Linked DNA regions of Homo sapiens: regions 2 and 3 are each linked to region 1. Evidence: chromatin contacts called from ENCODE Hi-C or POLR2A ChIA-PET data. All regions are on one chromosome and are shown on one strand. The core of a region is the stretch at or near the end of the contact, and the rest is flanking DNA. Distances in the headings are between cores, read along the strand shown. Region 1 holds the start of ARPC1B (actin related protein 2/3 complex subunit 1B). Region 2 holds the start of ZSCAN25 (zinc finger and SCAN domain containing 25). Region 3 holds the start of KPNA7 (karyopherin subunit alpha 7).

The links. A loop is a pair of places that touch in the nucleus more often than their neighbours do. ChIA-PET counts read pairs that join two places held with the same protein, here RNA polymerase II (POLR2A). Pooled maps may share reads with other maps.
Region 2: a loop to region 1 is called in a pooled map, with 7 times the contacts of the local background. The contact joins the promoter of ZSCAN25 here to the promoter of ARPC1B in region 1. A Hi-C loop is called at or near these places in 1 of 37 single-sample maps with no recorded cell type and 7 of 50 pooled maps. POLR2A ChIA-PET finds 5 or more read pairs at or near these places in 4 of 52 experiments (PC-9, T-cell, activated B cell and 1 more).
Region 3: a map of PC-3 shows a loop between it and region 1 (8-fold over the local background). The contact joins the promoter of KPNA7 here to the promoter of ARPC1B in region 1. A Hi-C loop is called at or near these places in 1 of 168 maps with a recorded cell type or tissue (PC-3). POLR2A ChIA-PET finds 5 or more read pairs at or near these places in 4 of 52 experiments (Caco-2, H1, Panc1 and 1 more).

Annotation. Positions count from the first base shown.
Region 1 is chr7:99,371,990-99,377,028 of GRCh38, reverse strand. ARPC1B (actin related protein 2/3 complex subunit 1B) reads right to left here and starts at 2,299. Exons shown (of 10, transcript NM_005720.4): 1 at 2,248-2,299. RefSeq lists silencers at 1,389-2,028, 2,039-2,918 and an enhancer at 3,219-3,719.
Region 2 is chr7:99,614,147-99,619,185 of GRCh38, reverse strand. ZSCAN25 (zinc finger and SCAN domain containing 25) reads right to left here and starts at 2,240. Exons shown (of 8, transcript NM_145115.3): 1 at 2,170-2,240; 2 at 535-661; 3 at 54-138. RefSeq lists enhancers at 2,205-2,524, 2,115-3,094.
Region 3 is chr7:99,205,130-99,210,168 of GRCh38, reverse strand. It overlaps KPNA7 (karyopherin subunit alpha 7), which reads left to right and starts at 2,054. Exons shown (of 11, transcript NM_001145715.3): 1 at 2,054-2,141; 2 at 2,680-2,768. The coding sequence starts at 2,703.

The DNA of each region.
Region 1 (5,039 bases), core at 1,050-3,549:
AGAAAAAAAGAAAAAGACCTATCAATGGATTATGTACAGACATATGTAAGAAACAAACTTTACCGGCATCTATCAGGGCGATTTTACCCAGACCTTTCACCATTCTCCCCCTGAAGCAAGCCTGAGACATTTTTTGTTTGCTTTTTTTTTTTTTTTTGGAGACAGAGTCTCGCTTTGTAACCCCAGGCTGGAGTGCAACGGCATGATCTTGGCTCACCGCAACCTCCGCCTCCCAGGTTCTAGCGATTCTCCTGCCTCAGCCTCCTGAGTAGCTGGGATTACAGGTGCCCACCACCACACCTGGCTAATTTTGTATTTTTAGTAGTGACGGGGTTTCACCACGTTGGTCAGGCTGGTCTCGAACTCCCGACCTCAGGTAATCTGCCTGCCTCGGCCTCCCAAAGTGCTGGAATTACAGGCGTGAGCCACCGCGCCCAGCCTGTTTGCTTTTTACCTTCAGTTTGTACAGGAGGAAACCCAGGCTCAGACAAAAGCAACGATTTGTTCAAAGTCACTCGGCTTCTACTAAATGACGCAGCTTGGGACTCTGACCCCAAATCTTGGAGGCCAGGAAGTTAGGTTCACCTGGGGGAACACTATGATCAAGGTGAGCAACAAACGCACGTTTATACTGTCAGCGCCTGACACGCTGCCAGGTGTCTTGCAGTATTGCATTTCAGCCTCCCAGTCTTTAAGGTTCCCATTTTCCAGATAAGGAAAGTTGAGGCTGGCAGGAGTTGGGTGGCTTACCAGTCACTGGCCAGTGAAGGGAGAAGCTGGCACTCCTACCTAGGTCCCTAAGATTTTATTTATTTATTTAGAGACGGAGTCTGGCTCTGTTGCCAAGGCTGCAGTGCAGTGGTACAGTCTTGGCTCACTGCCAAGGCAGGTTCAAGCAATTCTCTTGCCTCATCCTCCTAAGTAGCTGGGATTACAGGCATGTTACGTGGCTTTTTTTTTTTTTTTTGAGACGGAGTCTTGCTCTGTTGCCCAGGCTGGAGTGCAATGGCGTGATCTCGGCTCACTGCAACCTCTGCCTCCCGGGTTCAAGCAATTCTCCTGCCTCAGCCTCCTGAGTAGCTGGGATTACAGGTGCGTGCCACCATGCCTGGGTAATTTTTGTATTTTTAGTAGAGACAGGGTTTCACCATGTCGGTCAGGCTAGTCTCGAACTCCTGACCTCAAGTGATCCGTCCACCTCGACTCCCAAAGTGTTGGGATTACAGGCATGAGCCACAGCGCCTGGCTACATTTTATTTATTTATTTTAATAGAGAAAGGGTCTCGCAATGCTGTCCATGCTGGCCTCCAACTCCTGGCCTCAAGCGATCCTCCCGCCTGGGCCTCTCAAAATGCTAGGATTCTATGTGTGAGCCACCGCGCCCGGCCGGGATGGGTGGTGGTAGCCTCCGGGCTGCATTGGCAGAGGAGGCAGGGGGAGGTCTGACTCCCCAGGCTTGCACTCCTGATCCCTTCACTGCCCGCGGGTGCAGCCCGGCCCCGCCCCGCCCTAGGCGGCCTGGCTGCTCTCCCAGCGCCTCCGGAAAGGGAGGGGCTGCTCGGATCTGCCCTGGCCGCGGAGCCCTGCAGCTGAGGGGGTGCGTTCCGGGACCCCGCCAGCCAGGCCCGCCCCGTACGGGACCCCTCGGACCTGGCCCGGGGGAGGCGGGTGGGAGCAGCGGGAGCGGCCAGGAGGGCAGGGGCGGGGCGGCAGGAGACGCCAGCTCATTTCCCGGCGGCTGCAACCCGGAAGGCTCCGGGGATGGAGGGGAAGTGACTGGGTGTGGGGCCCCGCCGGCCCGAAGTAACGGGGCTACACCGACCGACCGCGGGGCAAGGCTGGGGATGGGGGCCGGGGAGCAGGGGCGGAAGGCACGAGGCGGAAGCTTGGGGCCGGGGGCTGGGGACGCCCCGAGGGCGCCCGGTGCGCTGGGAGCCCGCGTTTCCACAGTCTGGCCCTGCGGCCACCCCCGCGCCCCCTCCAATCCCAGGGCTCCCTCTCCTTTCCGTGAGCCCCTCGTCCCCGCGCCCCCTCCTCTCCATGTGCCCCCACTCATCCCCGTGCCCCTATTGGGCGGCGCCCCACATCTATGCGTCCTCACTTCCAGGCGCCCCCCGGTCCCCTCCTTGCACCCCCTCTCATCCCTCCAGTCCCGCTCACTCCCAGGCGGCGCCCCACATCTACGCGCCCCCCCACCTCCAGGTGGCTCCCCTGACCCCCACCTCCGGGCGCCCCCACGGCCCTCACCTCCCGCGCCCCGGCCGCGGACTCTGGGCAGTCGACGCGCCGAACCGGCTCTGGGCTCCGCGCCGGAGCAGCAGCCACTTCCTCGTGGGCGGGGGGCGGGGCCTGCCGACCTCAGCCCGGTAGGGCCCGGGGGCGGGGACCTGGGGCAGCGGTCGCGAGATCCAGGTCCCGCCCTCCCTTCGGGGTGGGGGTGCTGCCGGTACCCGCGCAGACGTCGGAGCCCAAGGCTCTGTCCGCAGAAGCCGTCCGCAACCACCGTCAATGCTTTACCAATGGGGAAACTGAGGCTGGGAGCCAGGCGCGCAGCCTGAGCCGCCGCTGGGCTGGACCTCCGAGCCTGGGCCGGGCGCACGGCCCCCGGGGACTGCCGGGCGCAGGGTCGGGGAGTCACGTCCTCTGAGCCCGGACGGCGGGTACTGCGGGCTCCGCGCTCACACGCAGGTGAGCGGCTAGCGAGCCCTGCAGCCCCGTCGGCAGCCAGCGAGGAGCTCCCTTCACGCTGATGCCGGTGGGCGCCAACTGTGCAGGCCCTGGGCGGGGAGCAGGCGGTCCGGGCGTGGCCAGGGCAGCCCGGCCCCGCCCCCTTGGCCCTCCGTGTCCTCGCCACGAAACAGGGGTGCTGTCCCCGGGCAGGGTGACACTGGCCGCCCCTGCTGACGCTGGCCGGCCAGTTAACTTCTTTCCTTTCTGTTTTACGTCAATCGGCTTCACTTCTTTAAGTTACCCGGTTAGCCTTGCAGAGCCGCCTGATTGCGGGTCTTGGGCTAGGTGGTCCCCGGAGTCTTCCCATCCTGACCCTCTGCCTCTTCAGTGGATACGTGGCCTGGCGGCCAGGCAGATGGAAGAGACCCCAGTGAAAACCTTACCTCGGCCGGTCGCGGTGGCTCACGCCTGTAATCTCAGCACTTTGGGAGGCCGAGGCGGGAGGATCACGAGCTCAGATCGAGACCATCCTGGCTATCACGGTGAAACCTCGTCTCTACTAAACAATACAAAAATTAGCCAGGCGTGGTGGCGCATGCCTGTAATCCCAGCTACTCGGGAGGCTGAGGTAGAAGAATCGCTTGAATCTAGGAGGCAGAGGTTGCAGTGAGCCGAGATCGCGCCATTACACTCCAGCCTGGGCGACAGAGTGAGACTCTGTTTCAAAAAAAAAAAAAATTAGCTGCAAGGAGCCCCATGGCGTGATGGAGCGCTGCTGTAATCCCAGCTACTCGGGAGGCTGAGGCACGAGAATTGCTTGAACCCCGGGGGCAGAGGCTGCAGTGAGCCAAGATGGGGCCCCTGCACGCCAGCCTGGCAACAGAGCGAGACTTCCTCTCAAACAACAACAAAAACCTTCCCTCCTCTTCTCTCCTTCAGACCCCTCTCTCTAGTATTTGTGCAGGGTCTTCCTGGATCTCTGGAGATCCGAGGCCAGACTCCCACCCTGTCAGGCTTAGAGGCTTTGACACTCGCTGTTCCTTCTGCCTGGAACACTATTCCCACCCTGTCCTCACCTGCCGACATTGGTTTGTCCTGCAGTATGTGGCTGGGGGTCTCAGGTCGCTTTGCCCCGACACCCTCCCCATTGGAGGTGCCCTTAGCCGCCGCTCTCTTTTCCACTGAATTCGACCCCCTAGGGTAGTTGGGAGGATTAAATGTGTCCAGGTGTGTGAATCGGGTCATACAGTGTGCACACAGGAAGTGCTCGAACTTTTCTGAGCCCCCCCAACCTTGCTGCTCCTGCGTATTTTCTCAGACAGATGTCGGCAACCTCAGCAAACACAGGCGGTGGTTTTAGTTCAAGCAGATACAAAGCTTCAAGGGGTCTGTACCGGCAGCCCTCTTCCCACAGGGACAAGTGTAGGGTAACTGAGGTGACCCTGTTGCTGCTTCCCTGGCTTCCATCCTACTCTTCTGCCGCTTTGTAGATGCCCAGGGAATGACCCCAAGTGGCCCTGAGTGGTCTAAATCAGCTCACGGTGTTCCCTGTCCTGCTGCACTTGTGACCTAAGATGACCCAATCAAAGCAAAGCCCAGGACTTCAGCTGATGATCCAGCGCACAAAGCCCCTTCTGAGCGAGCTGCAGGAATCTGGACTCGTAAGTGGAACGCGGAAGTGGAACAGCAACAAGGGAAGCTGCAGGGAGAGTGCAGAGCCGAGAGAAGGTCAGAGAAGTAACCGGAGCTCTGGTCACCTCTGACTGGAAGGTCTGAGCCCAACCTGCCTCCAAAGATTCAGATATGTGAGCCAAGTTATCCGCTTAATTAATTAATATGTTTTAGAGACAGGGTCTCCCTCTTTTACCCAGGCTGGAATGTAGTGACGCAATCACAGCTCACTGAAGCCTCCAGCTCCTGGGCTCAAGTGATCCTCCCGCCTTAGCTTCTCGAGCACTTGGGACTACAGGTGTGCACCATCACACCTGGCTAATTTTTAAAATTTTTATAGGCTGGGTGCGGTGGCTCATGCCTGTAATCCTAACACTTTGGGAAGCCAAGGCAGGCGGATCGTTTGAGGTCAGGAGTTCGAGACCAGCCTGACCAACATGGTGAAACCCTGTCTCTACTAAAAATACAAAACTTAGCCGGGCGTGGTGGCGCGCGCCTGTAATCTCAGCTACTCCAGAGGCTAAGGCAGGAAAATCACTTGAACCCAGGAGGCGGAGATTGCAGTGAGTCAAGATCACGCCACTGCACTCCAGCCTGGATGAAAGAGCGAGACTCCTTCTCAAAAAAAAAAAAAAATTTTTATAAGGATAGTGTTTTTGCTATGTTGTGCAGGTTGGTATCAAACTCCTGGCCTCAAG
Region 2 (5,039 bases), core at 991-3,490, 240 kb before region 1:
AGGCAGGCAGAAACAACAAATAAAATAGAAAACAAGACACACTGGGAGCTTACCCTCCTGAAACTCATATGCTGGTACAGCAGACAGAAAAAGTCAAATGGAAGCAACTCTTTTAAAAACTGCAAGTGGAGACAAGTTCTAGAAAGAAAATAAGTAGGGTGCTCTGTTAACAGGGGGCAACTGACTTGAAGAAGGCTTTTCTAAAGACATGATACCAGGCTGACTCAAGGATGAGAATGAGTCAGTCATTCTAAGAGCATTCCAGGCAAAAGCCCTGAGGCTAAGAAATTACTCTGGGTGTCCAAGAACAAGCCATATCCCAGTGTGGCTTCAGCAGTGACGAGCAGAGCTGCACCAGAAGAGGTGGCAGAGGCAGACAGAAACCAGATCACCCAGAGCCTGCGCCACAGAAAGAATTATGAACTTTATTCTTATTTCTTACTTTAGCGAGGAACTACATGTTTTATAAAAGTCATTCTGCCTGTGTGTTGACAGGGAATAGGCTAGAGGTGGCAAGAGGGAAATGGCACTTACAGTGATTCAAGCAGATGATAAGGGCTTAGATCAGGGTGGTGGCAAAGAGTCAGACAAAATCAAGACGTATTTTGGAGATTAAAACCAACAAACTTGCTGATGGCTTAGATGTGATGGTGCGCTCAACCTGAAAAAGACAATGGAGCAACATATATACCATTATGACAAATGACCTAAAGATTTCTAACTTGTACAGGCTTTACTCTTTAGAAAGCATGTGAACACATATTTCATCTAATACTTAAAACACTTCTGTAGGATGAGTGCTACTCCTCCTACTTCTCAGAAGAAAAAAAAGAGACTAGATGATAACTGCCTCCCAAAATACATGGTACAGATTGAAAAAAAAATGTGAAGTCAAAAAGAGAGAAAACTAATCTAAGTCCAAGTACTCAAGGAAAAGAAGAGGCTTGAAGTAGACTGGAGAATGAGTCCTATTTACCTCCAAGTGGATTATGCGGAAGACCTAGACTGGGAAGACAGACTTGGAAGTCCAAAGCACCAGGGGAAGGAGATCCTGCTTGTCAGAAAACGGAAAGATCACCTGACTGGAGCAGAGAATGGGCAGCTGGCAGGAGGCACACCCCAAAGCTTCTGCTAAATATTCTATTGTGAGTTTGTGTATTTATCTACCCCCACTTAAACCAAGTTTATATTTTCAGTCTATTCATTGACTCTGCAACATTGAGATTTCTCTTTCATTCCTTTCTAGCTATTGCATTGGTTCACTCCACTAGTGCATTTAATGCACTACAGTGCAAATGTTTACCCATGTGTCTCCCTCTAACAGATTCCCTGGAGGCAAGAAAGATCCTCATTCATCTTTTATCTCTGCCATTTGACAAATAGAAATTGCCCCATTGCTATTCTTTATCTCCCCCCACCCATTGTGACTCTTTTGTTTTGTTTCTGAGACAGGATCTCAGGGTTTTATCACCCCAGCTGGAGACCAGTGGTGCGATCACTGCAGCCTTTGCCTCCTAGGATCAAGCGATCCTCCCACCTCAGCCTCCCGAGTAGCTGGGACTACTGGCGAGTGCCACCATGACCAGCTAATTATTTATTTTTGTAGAGACAGGGTCTCCCCATGTTGCCCAGGCTGGAGTGCAGCGGCATGAATGTAAGTCAGTGCAACCTTGAACTCCTGGGCTCAGGCGATCCTCCTGCCTCAGCCTCCCGAGTAGCTGGGACCTCAGGCGCGTGCCACCACGCCCGGCTACTTTTCAATTTTTGTAGAGACAGGGTCTCGCTATGTTGACCAGGCTGGCTCATCACTATTCTTTAAATAAGTGTCCTATGTGATTACTTTCACTTTGCACAGAGTTCTGCTTTGGTTCAAGATCTCTTCGGGTTCGTGGCCAGCCCTGCACTAAGCCAAGCCTGGCAGAGCGGGATCAGCCTCGCTCCTACCTGAGCCTACAGCGCGGCGGCCCCTCAGCGTCCAGACCCGCAGGGCCTCGGGGCCGCTGAAGGCAGCTCCTGAGAGACTTGCCGCCCTCAGCCGGGGCTGAGCGGAGGGAGACGGGCTCTACTGCAACCCCGCTGCCGCCGAGCCCCGTAGCGGCACCAAAACCCGTCCCCGCGCCCGTTTACCACTTCGCCCGCCACCCGCTGCGGCCCTGAAGAGGCTCTCACCCGCCGCGGCCCTGAAGGGCCTCTCACCCGCTAGGGTCGCCAGTGCTATCCGCGGTCCGGAAGTGAGCTGCGGACGCTGTTAGACAGGTGCGTAAGGAAAGACTCGCTTCCGTGTCCTCTCTAGGATGCTCGGAGGTCTCGGCGGATGCGTCTCGATGGTTGCTGATCCCAGCCTGCTGTTCCGAACCCGGCGAGGCGAAGACCACCAGGGCTTCCCCAGGATTGACTGCCCAGCTCGAGGCGCTCTGTGGCTAGGCCCCTTCCACTTCCGTGCCATTTCACCTGCTTGCCCTCCGTGGAAAGGACTCGGTGCATCGCCAGATACACTACTGGACACAGCACCTGCCCCAAGGGGCTTTAGAGTCCAGTCGGTCAATGCGCGACTATTCCGGCTGCGAGGGCCTTGCGCGAGGCGTAGGGGCAGAGGAGATAGGGGGCGCACTGGATCTAACCGGCTCACTTAAGAGGCTCCTGACCCCGGGTAGTGTGCGTGCGTGTGTGTATGTGTAGTCAGGGAAGGCTTCCTGGAGGAGCCAGCATCGGAGCTGTTTTTTGTGGGGGGTTTTTGTTTGTTTGTTTGTTTGTGTTTTTTGAGAAAGAGAGAGAGAAGTCTTGTTCTGTCTCCCAGGATGGAGTGCAGTGGTGAGATCATAGCTCACTGCAACCTCGAAGCCCTGAGTTCAAGCAATCCTCCCACCTCAGTCTCCTGGGTAGCTGGGACTTTTTTTCAATTTTTTGCAGAGAGGGGGATCTCTCTATGTTGCCCAATCTGGTCTCCAACTTCTGGACTCAAGCGATCTTCCCCCCTTGGCCTCCCAAAGTGCTAGGACTGCAGGCGCAAGCCACCGCGTCCAGCCTGAAGGCAGTCTGTCTCAACTGGGTGGCCCAGTGTTACTCCAGAATCCACTCAGGAAACAGGAAACCCTCTTGTCTTACTCTTCTCCAGCACTTTGCAAAGTGTCTGGTACAATATTTGCTAAAAATATACACTTATAGAGTAAATGAACTCCTAGAATATAACATAGGTGTTAGACCATCTCACTTTATCCTCCATGTCTCTGTCCCACTTTCATATTTTTCTTGTCTGCCCATATTTGACTTGGGTTTATGTCTTCACCTTTTTATTAATAATCCACTTTTCAGCTGTTTCTAATGTGCTACAAAATCCACAGTTGTTGTTTTTTTGTTTTGTTTTGTTTTGTTTTTTAAGAGACGAGGTCTTGCTGTGTCACCTAGGCTGGAGTACAGCGGTGCTATCATAGCTCACTACAGCTTCCAACTCCTGGGTTCAAGCAATCCACCTCAGCTTCCCAAATAGCTGGGACTACAGGCATGAGCCACCACACCCAGCTAATCTTTAAAAAATGTTTTGTAAGGACAGGGTCTCACTATGTTGCCCAGGCTAGTCTTAAACTCCTGGGCTCGAGCAATCCTCCCCACTTGGCCACCCATATTTTTGTTTTAATTAATATATTTTTTCCATTTCTAGAATTTCTATTTGATTTTTTCCAAATATTCTAGATCGATCTTTTAAAAGAATTTACCGATATGTTTAAGCTTTTCTTTGTACATAGTAAATATAGTTGAGCCTGATAATTCTGAGATCTGAAGTCCCCTCAGATATCTTTCTGTGATCTGCTATTTCCACTGTTTTTGATGGTGCCACTTCCACCAGCAGTACCTAACAGCATCCATTTCCCATATCTCATCATCTCTGCCATTATCCAGCTTTAATTTTTGCCAATTGACAGGTGAAGTAAATGTTACCTCATTTTTTAATTTGCATGTTCTTCATTATAAGTGAGGTCAGTCATTATTCCTACTTTCATTAACTTCTTGCCTTCCCTTTTCTGTGAACGGACTTTTCTTTGTGTTTCTATTAAGCTGTTTATCTCTTTCTTATTGATTTATGAGTTCTGGGGACATTATATAATGTCCCTAGAGCATTAAATAATGTCCCCAGGACATTAATTGGGGGCATTCCTCAAACATACCTTCCTCGAACATACCACAGTACCTTGTTTCCTTGTGTGACAGGCTGCTCATTTTCCTTGGAAACATTTTTGTGAAATTTCTTTGAGTTCCAGGATAAAGTGAATTTATCTAGAGAGGGTTGATATTGTTTTTCTTCCATGTAAATTTTTTTCTTGTCAGCATCACCAGTCCAAGGTCATTGTAAACCAAATTTATAATTTGAGGATTTTTGAACCATGCTATAATAGTAATATGAATTTGGGCTGCAAATATTGAGGGGTGATTTGTGGTTGCAACTTCTCAACCACAAATCTTTGTGGTTTTGTGGTTGTCCAGCGTGGCACTAAGACAAATTGCCTTGCTGGCTCCTGGTGGTAGGGGTACGGGAGAGGAGACTTATCTCTCACCCTTACATTGATAACCCAGCCCTTGTCTATGGCCATACCACCCTGAATGTACCGGATCTCTTCTGATAATCCACACTTTTGCAGTCCTTGGTTTATGGGGGGAAAGCTCTCTTATCAGATGCTCTTCCTTGAGTAAACTTTAGGCATAGTTTTAAAAAATCAAATCTCTGCAAGATGATTTCTCTAGGTATTATTCTTTACTTTGATGTTATCTTATAATTCATTACTATTTTGTTACCTGATATCTTTAGATTTTATTATTTATTTTATCATTTCTGTTGTTTTTGGCAGACGAATCAGCCCAACTATTTAGTCTGCCATGTTATCAGATGTAGGATGTCTCCAGGCTTCTTTATTTATATGTTTTTATTTCTTCCAAATAGGACACTTAAAATTACATTTTTACTGCCTGTATAATATTCTGTCCTCTGAATACACTATACTTTTAAAAATTATTTCAACATGGGGGAAATAATCTAGAATATACTC
Region 3 (5,039 bases), core at 805-3,304, 170 kb after region 1:
ACACAATGATCAAGGAAAGAGTTGTTGGAGGTGAAGTGGGCTGGGGCCAGTGCAGAAAGTGAATTTTCTTCTAAACTCATTGGGTAGCCAGGAGAGTTTTTTTAAGCAGGAGAGTTAGATCAGATTCTCCTTGATTTTTTCTTTTTTTTGTTTGTTTGTTTTGGAGACAGGGTCTGGCTCTGCTGTCCAGGCTGGAGTGCAGTGGTGCAATCGTGGCTCACTGCAGCCTTGACTTCCTGGGCTCCAGAAATCCTCCCACCTCAGCCTCAAGTAGCTGGGACTACAGGTATGTGCCACCATGCCCAGCTTATTTTTATATTTTTTGTAGAGACGGGGGTCTTGCTTTGTTGCCCAAGCTGGTCTTGAACACCTGGCCTTAAGCAAGTCTCCACCTTAACCTCTCAAGTTGTTGAGATTACAGGCATGAGCCACTGTGCCTGACTAATCAGATTTTTTTCTTTTTTTTTTTTTTTTTTTTTTTTTTTTGAGTTGGAGTCTCGCTCTGTTGCCCAGGCTGGAGTGTAGTGGTGCGATCTTGGCTCACGGCAACCTCCGCCCCCTGGGTTCAAGCGATTCTCCTGTCTCAGCCTCCTGAGTAGCTGGGACTACAGGTGCCTGCCACTACGCCTGGCTAATTTTGTACTTTTAGTAGAGACAGGGTTTCGCCATGTTGGTCTGGCTGGTCTCGAACTCCTGACCTCAGGTGATCCACAATCACATGTACTCTGTGCAAAGAACAGATTGGAATAAGGCAATGGGAGAAGCAGGGAGACCAGCTGGAAGGCAACTGCAGTAGTGTGGGTAAGAGGTGATAGTGGTCTGGACTGGGGTGGAGGCAGTCTACTGAAGGATTCTCAGTGACTTGTGCTTGAGACTGTCCTGACCCCATGTGCTGGTGCATTGGGTGTGGGGTTTTCCTGTTGCAGCCTTGGCGGGTCTCCTCACCACCCTGTACATATGCCTGATTTATAACTCCTCAGACACACCGTGTGAAAGCCTTCTTTTCTTTTTCTTTTTGAGACGGAATCTTACTCTGTTGCCCAGGCTCGAGTACAGTGGCGCAATCTCAGCTCACTGCAACCTCCGCCTCCCGGATTCAAGTGATCCTCCTGCTTCAGCCTCCCAAATAGCTGGAATTATAGGTGTCCGCCACCATGCCTGACTAATTTTTGTATTTCTAGTAGAGATGGGGTTTCCCCATGTTGCCCAGGCTGATCTCGAACTCCTGGCCTCAAGTGATCCATCTGCCTCAGCCTTCCAAAGTGCTGGGATTATAGGTGTGAGCCACTGCACCTGGCATGAAAGGCTTCTATATATGACAACCAGCCCATCTGCCTCATTTGAGGACCCAGTTGAAGCCAAAGCACTTTTAAAAGCTTTCCTTTACTGCTATGCCCAGCATTGGTGGTCTTGGTGCTCCCACAGTGTTCACAGCCTACTGAGCTGGTGTGGTGATGCTTATAGAAGCTGACTTCAGGTTCATGCCTGTAATCCCAGCACTTTGGGAGGCTGAGGTGGGTGGATCACAAGGTCAGGAGTTCAAGACCAGCCTGGCCAACGTGGTGAAAAGCCGACTCTACAAAAACAAACAAAACCAAAAATAAGCCAGGTGTGGCCGGGCACGGTGGCTCACGCCTGTAATCCCAGCACTTTGGGAGGCCGAGGTGGGTGGATCACGAGGTCAGGAGATAGAGACCATCCTGGCTAACACGGTGAAACCCCGTCTCTACTAAAAATACAAAAAAATTTGCTGAGCGTGGTGGCAGGTGCCTGTAGTCCCAGCTACTCGGGAGGCTGAGGTAGGAGAATGGCGTGAACCCGGGAGGCGGAGCTTGCAGTGAGCCAAGATTGCGCCACCGCACTCCAGCCTGGGTGACAGAGTGAGACTCTGTCTCAAAAAATAAATAAATAAAATAAATAAAAAGTGAGTCATGTGTGGTGGCTCATGCCTGTAGTCCCAGCTACTCAAGAGGCTGAGGTGGGTGAATCACTTGAGTCCAGGAGGTCAAGGTTGCAGTGAGCCGTGATTGTGCCAATGCACTCCAGCCCGGGTGACAGAGTGAGACTCTGATGCCAACAAGCAGGTCTTGCAGAAATAGGACATGGAGCTGAGAAGTCCAGACTGTTGTTCTTGCTGCCAGGTTGAGCCCAAGGGTTGGGGACGGGGAGTCTGTGCTGTGTATATGGGTTCTAACTCTCACTCAGCTTCTCTGGTCCCAAAAAATAAAAAATGCTGGCTGGGAGCGGTGGCTCATGCCTGTAATCCCAGCACTTTGGGAGGCCGAGGTGGGCGGATCACAAGGTCAGGAGTTCAAGACCAGCCTGGCCAACGTGGTGAAACCCCGTCTCTACTAAAAAGACAAAAATTAGCCGGGCGTGGTGGCAGGCGCCTATAGTCCCAGCTACCTGGGAGGCTGAGGCAGGAGAACCACTTGAACCCGGGAGGCGGAGGTTGCAGTGAACTGATATCCCCCCACTGCACTCAAGTCTGGGCAACAGAGCGAGACTCTGTCTCAAAAAAAAAAAAAAAAAAAAAAAAAAAAAAAAAAAAAAAAGCTAGCTTCCTGGGTCTGCCCTTTGCTCCACTGTGAGCCCTTTAAGGGTTAGAGCCTTATGATACTGACATAATAACCCACACAATGGGCACTGAAAATTTCTTTGTTGCTGTCCAACCTGCAGGTAACTTACTACTTCCAGTCAATATGCCGACCTTAGATGCTCCAGAAGAGAGGCGGAGAAAATTTAAGTACCGAGGCAAAGATGTGTCTGTGAGTATGAAGCACCCACCTGCTTCTATTGGGGACCAGTGCAATCTGCATAAAAAGCGGGGTGAAGAGACCAGGCGCGGTGGCTCATGCCTGTAATCCCAACACTTTGAGAGGCTGAGACGGGCAGATCACAAGGTCAGGAGGTTAAGACGATCCTGGCCAACATGGTGTAACCCCGTCTCTACTAAAAATACAAAAATGACCTGGGTGTGGTGGCTTGTACTTGTAATCCCAGCTACTTGGGAGGCTGAGGCAGGAGAATTGCTTGAACCTGGGAGGCAGAGGTTGCAGTGAGCTGAGATCAGGCCACTGCACTCCAGCCTGGGCGACAAGAGAGAAACTCCATCTCAAAAAAAAAATAGCGGGGGGCAGGGAGGTGGTGGAGAGATGGGTTGAAAAGGCAAATATAGCAAAAGATTCTTTAGATAGATGACTAGGTGTTTCCCTGAATTATCCTTCCAACTTTTCTGTATGTTTGCTATTTTCATCATAAAATATTAAAGGTGGAGAAGACAAAAGCATGTGGACTTAGGAGCCAGACAACTGTGGAATCAAATCAAAGTTTCCGTGGAATCTTGCAATTATTTAATTTCAGAACCCCAGTTTCTTCATCCATAAAACAGGGCTGCTTAGCTGGGCATGGTAGCTCATGCCTGTGTTCCCAGTACTTTGGGGGAGGCCAAGGTGGGAGGATCGCTTGAAGATAGGAGTTCTAGACCAGCCTGGGTAACATACCAAGACCTCCAACTCTACAAAAACAAAAAATCGGCCAGGTGTGGTGGTGTGTGCCTGTAGTCTCAGATACTCTGGTGGCTGAGGCAGGAGGATTGCTTGAGCCCAGGAGTTCAAGGCTGCAGTGAACTGTGATTGTGCCACTGCACTCCAATCTGGGTGACAGAGCCAGACCCTGTCTCTAAAACAAAACCAAATAAAAAACCAGGCTGGGCTGGGCATGATGGCTCACACCTGTAATTCCAGCACTTTGGGAGGCCAAAGTGATCACTTGAGGTCAGGAGTTCGAGACCAGCCTGGCCAACATGGTGAAACCCTGTCTGTACTAAGAATACAAAAAATTAGATGTGCATGGTGGCGGGGGCCTGTAATCCCAGCTACTTGGGAGGCTGAAGCAGGAGAACTGCTTGAACCTGGGAGGTGGAGGTTGCAGTGAGTCGAGATTGTGCCACTGCACTCCATCCAGGCGACAGTGTGAGACTTCGTCTGAAAAAAATAAAAAACCAGGCTGCTATTTATCTCCGAGGAGCTGGATTGCTTCCTCAAGGGCCAGTATACAGGTGTTTACAGCTGCTCACGTCAATGAGGCTTACCAAGGAGCTAAAACGTTAGCATATAGGTATGGCCAACAGGCATGCCTTGTAGAAATAGGACTTGGAACTGAGAAGTCCAGGCTGTTCTTGCTTCCAGGTTGAGCCCAAGGGCTGGGGACGGGGGGTGTGTGCTGTGTATATGGATTCTAACATTCACTCGGCTTCTTTGGTCACATAGTTTTGTGTTGCAAGCTCTGTCCTCCATCTCTGTATCTTTTTATTTTTGAGATGAAGACTTGCTTCATAGTCCAGGCTGGAGTGCAGCAGTGTGATCTTGGCTCACTGCAACCTCTGCCTCCCAGGTTCAAGCGATTCTCCTGCCTCAGCCTCCCAAGTAGCTGGGATTACAGGTGTGCACAATTACGCCTGGCTAATTTTTTGTATTTTTAGTGGAGACAGGGTTTTGCCATGTTGGCCAGGCTGGTCTCAAACTCCTGGCCTCAAGTGATCTGCCTGTCTTGGCCTCCCAAAGTGCTGGGATTACTGGCATGAGCCACTGCTCCCAGCCCCCCATCTCTGTATCTTGACTGGCATCGTATAAGTTTAGCTCCACCTTGGGAATCCAGAAGCCTGATTAGGAGAACGAGGGAAGCACAGGGTCACAGCAGCCTGGTTAGGCCACCATCAGGAACAAAATCACTTTTTTTTTTTTTTTTTTTTTTTTTGAGATGGAGTCTTGCTCTGTCACCAGGCTGGAGTGCAATGGCGTGATCTTGGCTCACTGCAACCTCTGCCTCCTGGGTTCAAGCAATTCTCCTGCCTCAGCCTACCATGGTGTGTACCACCATGCCCGGCTAATTTTTTTTTTTGCATTTTGGTAGAGATGGGGTTTCAACATGTTGGCCAGGATGGTCTCGATCTTCTGACCTCATGATCCCCCTGCCTCGGCCTCCCAAAGTGCTGGGATTACAGGCATGAGCCACCGTGCCTGGCCCAGGAACCAAAT